Linked DNA regions of Mus musculus: region 2 is linked to region 1. A link is a loop called in an ENCODE intact Hi-C map of the cell type or tissue named here. Cell type or tissue: heart. All regions are shown on one strand.

Region 1 (2,500 bases):
CACAAAAATCACCCTGAAAAATTAGAAACAGAACAGAACCCCGGTGGAGCGACAGGAACAGCAATCTACCCACAAAGCTTTTGACCCAAGGATAAGTCCTGTCTACAAGAAATGCAGGGGCTGGGGATGGAGCAGAGGCTGAGGGAATGGCCAACCGACAACCAGCCCAGCTTGAGACCCACCCCATAGATAAGCACCAATCCGAGCTAGAGAAATGGCTCAGCGGTTAAGAACACACTGACTACTGCTCTTCCAAAGGTTCTAGGTTCAAATCCCAGCAACCACATGATGGCTCACAACCATCTGTAATGAGATCTGATGCCCTCTTCTGGAGTGTCAGCTCCAGTGTACTAAGATAAGCACCAATCCCTGACACTATTAATGATACTCTGTTATGCTTGTAGACAGGATTCTAATATAAGTGTCCTCTGAGAGGCTCCACCCACCAACTGACTCACGCAGATGCAGACACCAGCAATGGATGGAACTTGGGGACTCTCATGGAAGAATAGGAAGAAGGATTGCAAGCCCCTAAGGGGATGGAAACTTCACAGGAAGACCAACAGAGTCAACTAACCTGGACCCTTAGGCCTCTCAGAGACTGAACTACCAACCAAAGGACATACACGGGCTGGACCTAGGCCTCCCTGCACATATATAGCAGATGTACAGCTGTGGGTCTTTATGTGGGTCCCGAACAACTGGAGTGGGGACTATCCCAAAGCTGTTGCAAGTACCTGGGATACGTTCTCCTAGCCAGACTGCCTTGTCTGGCCCCAGTGGAAGTGAAGCGCCTAGTCTCGAAGAGACTTGAAGTGCCAGAGTAGGGGAATATCTAGGCAGGCCCCCACCAGCTCAGAGAAGATTGGGGGGTGGGGGGCGGAGGGTTGGGAGGGGGTGTGACCAAGAGGAGGGCAGTGAGCGGGATGTAAAGTGACTAAGTAAAAAGTAAATTTTAAAAAACATGAAGAAAAAGAAAGAAAGAAAGAAAAATTAGAATCCAAATATGACTCTGATCTAAAACACAACACTGAGAAATCTTTGCTTTTCGTGGAGAATCCGGAGATTCTGTAGGTCACAAAACATCGTTGGGGTTTGTAATAAATAAATAAATCTCGACACTCCTAGAGATTAGGAGAGCTAAGTTCAAGGCTTCCCCAGATGTTGGCCTGTTTCAGCCAGCAAAATTTCAAATACCTGTTAATCAGGAAAGCTTTAGCTTTCCATTGAGTCGCTAGATGGCGCTAAACCCGCTTGCGGAGAACCCCCAGGAAGCCGTCAGGGTGGGACAATCAAAGGCTGTCAAACAAGTTTCCTATTTGGTTCTATTTTAAATGTTCCTACTCGGATAAAGACACAGATGAATTAAAAATGCCACGGGTGCACACTTAAACCTAATTGAATGTAATAAGAACAGAACAGAGCTGGATAAGTGACAGGCAGCCCAGCGACTCTGGTCAACCTTTGTCAGGACGAAACCCAATCTCCAAACTCTAGAAGCTCCAGGGACAAAACAGGAAGCAAACACATTGTGGCCTTTCTTGGCAGATAAAGCCCTGACATTTGTAATATTTGTGTAGCGACAATGGGGCCTGGGTAATAAAGGCTCGCGGAGGAGACGGTCTCCAAGCACGGAAATGCAAGAGGATAATAGAGAATTAACTAAAGGGAATACAAAGGCTAAGAACACATGGACTCGCACGGTGTCAGATCATACGGGAGGGAACCGAGGATTTCAGAACAGCAAACCCAGGGGAGCAGAAAGTGAACCTTTGAGCAGAAGCCAGAGAATCTGAGCCGGGAGGAGACTCAGACAGAAACAGACCTGAGCCTGAAGATGAACTACCTTGCCCAAATCCACTCGGGTAATTAGTGGCAGCCACGTGAGGAACCCTCGCTGCGGCTAACTGGTGTCTTTTTTTTTTTTTTTTCCATTAGGCGCGCGTGTCTAGCTGAAAACCTTTCGCAGAGACTCATGAAATGCATGCAGAAGCCGCCCCTTGCCTCCTCTCTCCTCTGCACACACGTGTCCGTGTGCACACACATCCACCATCATAACAATACAGGAAATTGAAGGAAGCCGTTGGAAACCTCGGCGGTGCCTGGTCACTGCTGCCCCAGATAACATATCAAAGGGCAGCCTGGAACCGAGCCCTGCCGCGGGCCTTCACAGAGGAAGCCTGACTCCAGCTGTTGGCCCCTATTTAACACATCTGCCCCATATTCACAAAGAATGCCAGGATACAACCACAAAGGAGTAAAAAGGCTAACCAGTGATCTTTTCCTAAGGAAGAGGACCGAATCCAAGAAGTTTAAAGGGAGGCCTGTTGACCGTGCAGGAAATTTGGTAACTGTGACATCACTGTCTTAGCCAGCCCAGGGAAACAGCCTTTTATGGCAGTCGTTTGAATTAACTCCGCTCAGAGCCCCATTCAATATCGACTGCTCTTAATATTTTGAATTATCATCTAATACATTTTGAAGGGACCTCTCCTAGTAG
Region 2 (2,500 bases), 200 kb after region 1:
CATAAATCAAAGGGGGTGAAATTAAAGCAATCCTTTCTGTTATTTCTCACAAGTGGCAGATCTGTATTTTGTTTATAGAAGACTGCAGATCCTTTTAAATGACAGACAGAATTCTTAAGGGATTTTAAGGCATGGAGAGGTAAATGACAGGTTTGTACATGGAGTAAATAAGGTATCAAAAGTAGAAATATTAAATTATGGGAGTGGGGAGAGAGAGAGAGAGAGAGAGAGAGAGAGAGAGAGAGAGAGAGAGAGAGAGAGAGAGAGAGAGAGAGAGACTCTGACCAAGACATGGGCAAGACAGAAATAACCTAAAAAGGAAACTGTAAAACTTCATCCCATGATCAAACTCTTTGCCTAAGTAGAAACAGCCACACCCTGTGATTGGTCGTAGAGAAGCCTGTGCAAGTCACCAGGACCATCAGCACCACAGCCGTGGCAGTCCAGCCACTATGAGCAGAAGTACTTTCCACCGATGCTTCCAACTCCCTTACCTGTCACCTCATTTGTCGCACAGTGAAGAGGGAGGTGGGGGATCTTCTACCGCCTTGCCCTCCATTCTGCAAGGGAAGGCCAAGCAGGGGTGTCATATAATAACAATTTTCTTCGCTGTTCAGAAAATGACTCTCCGTGAACTCCAAACAGCTGGGCTTTAGTGTTTTGGTCAGTGGGAGGGTTAAGTGGAGAGTTGCTGGAAGGGATGAGTGGCAGTGAGCACGCTTGAGGTTTGGATGTGCAACAGACCCGTCTCTAGTTTACAAATACTGACAGTGTCAGCCATGAGCCAACGACCAGGGAGGACACACAGTGTCCAGGTCCCTAGTCATCAGCGTCAGTTGAAGCGCAGGTTCATTTTCTTTGCCCACATTCTCCACTATATAAACAACCCAGCATGCCTACACTTCTCTCGGAGCCAAGTAACGTGAAGAATTCCTTCAGAGCGACTGGAGTAGCAAAATCCTATTTGCTACCAGAGATGACAGAATGCTTAGTTTTTTGGTTTTGGTTTTTTTTTGTTGTTGTTGTTGTTTTTTGTTTTTTTCATCACACATCAAAAGTAATGATTGTTTTCCAGGTGGTTTGCGTTACTGACTTTATATTGGCTCCTGCATTTGGACTCTACAAATAAGACTGTTAATACATAACAAAAAAAAAAAAAAAGAAAAGAAAAGAAAAAGAAAAAGAAAAAGAAAAAGAAAAAAGGAAAAGAAAAAGAAAAAGAAAAAGAAAGAAATGTGAAGGAAACAGAACTTTCAAGCCATAATATTCTCATATTCATTTGTCCCCCTAGCTGTCAAACTCAACATTTCGTGAAAATCAAAGAGGAAATCCTGGAAAATGGTAATGTTTCAAGTAACCTCTCATTCAAGCTAAAACACCAATACGTAGTCCAAATGTTGTTGTATTAATAATAAAAAATGTTATGATCATGAAGGAATGGTTTTTTTTCTTTCTTTTATTAAGTCAGTCAGTTCTAGCTGGGCATCTTATACTTGTATATCTTATATCGTTGGCCTCCTTTCGTCAACTGGAACCTCTGATTGGATAATTTATAAAGTTTGGCTGCTTTACTTAAGGCATTGCACTTTGTTTTCAAGCAGTAATAACACTGTAAAAATTTAAAAGTAACTCGTTTTCTGTACCCTGTGTTATTAATTAAGTATCGTTATATTAATTAACAATTTAATATTGTTCAACTTCTCCTTGTCATGGGCAATTTTACTTAGATTAACAGAGAAAAAAAAACCATTGATTTAGGATATGACTACTCCCACTTCTAACCTCAGCATTAGGGAGCTGAGGGGGAGCCAGGTCTGGGATATACTGTGAGACCTTGCCTCAAAGATAATATACGAATCACATTCATTCCAACACAGCCTACCAAGGTAGGGAACTTTCGTGTTTATCTTCACAATCTGCCTTATCACATTCACACACCTTAAATTCCCATTCTTCAAGTTCTTGAGACAATTATTTGGTCTCAAGTGATCTTTTGTCAGGAACGTCGCCCAGAAACCTGGATCAACCTTTGGAGGCATGTCTAAGACAGATAACAAATATAACAACAACAACAACAACAACAACAACAACAACAACAACAGCGATGTCAAGAAAAACATACTCTTTGGCCCATCCACGTGGATGGCATAGTAAAGCCCACTAAGGGTACAAAGAAGGAGAGAAGGCTAATTGCAATACCTCTCTCGTCCCGGTCACTCCCCATCCCAGTTAGATGCTATCTGCTGTCAGTTTCTGAATATTCCTCCTCTCCAGAATCAGGCAGAGAACTCCTTTTTTTTTGCTGGAGTCCTTCCACCAGAGCGCTGCCATTGGGTGCCTGTCACGGGAGCCCTAGAACAGCTGAATTGCACCGAGGTACGGAGGTTTTAGTGCAGTTCCAACAGCTGCTTCAGGCACACCTGGTACCTTCTTGGAACTCTGAGCTTCCGCTGGAGGAAACACCAGCTGACTGACGTTGGGCCGGATTCCCACTGACCCA

The links. Peaks named below come from ENCODE experiments on the same cell type or tissue, not always from the same donor. Only the 100,000 strongest peaks of a DNase experiment are listed, where the experiment ranks them.
Region 2: a loop joins it to region 1, with 2.9 times the contacts of the local background. A loop is called at or near these places in 3 of 42 quality-filtered maps.

Annotation. Positions count from the first base shown.
Region 1 is chr8:36,531,464-36,533,963 of GRCm38, forward strand. No RefSeq gene overlaps it. Among named protein-coding and RNA genes, the nearest start is that of Trmt9b, 75 kb to the left of the region's middle. In heart, a CTCF peak has its summit at 1,236 (motif pointing right); DNase peaks (open chromatin) are centred at 1,648 and 2,208; H3K4me3 peaks cover 1,305 bases; H3K27ac peaks cover 1,623 bases.
Region 2 is chr8:36,729,671-36,732,170 of GRCm38, forward strand. The region is part of intron 5 of Dlc1 (deleted in liver cancer 1); the gene reads right to left. Among named protein-coding and RNA genes, the nearest start is that of Dlc1, 220 kb to the right of the region's middle. In heart, a CTCF peak has its summit at 1,281; no DNase peak of the experiment used is centred here; H3K4me3 peaks cover 661 bases; H3K27ac peaks cover 490 bases.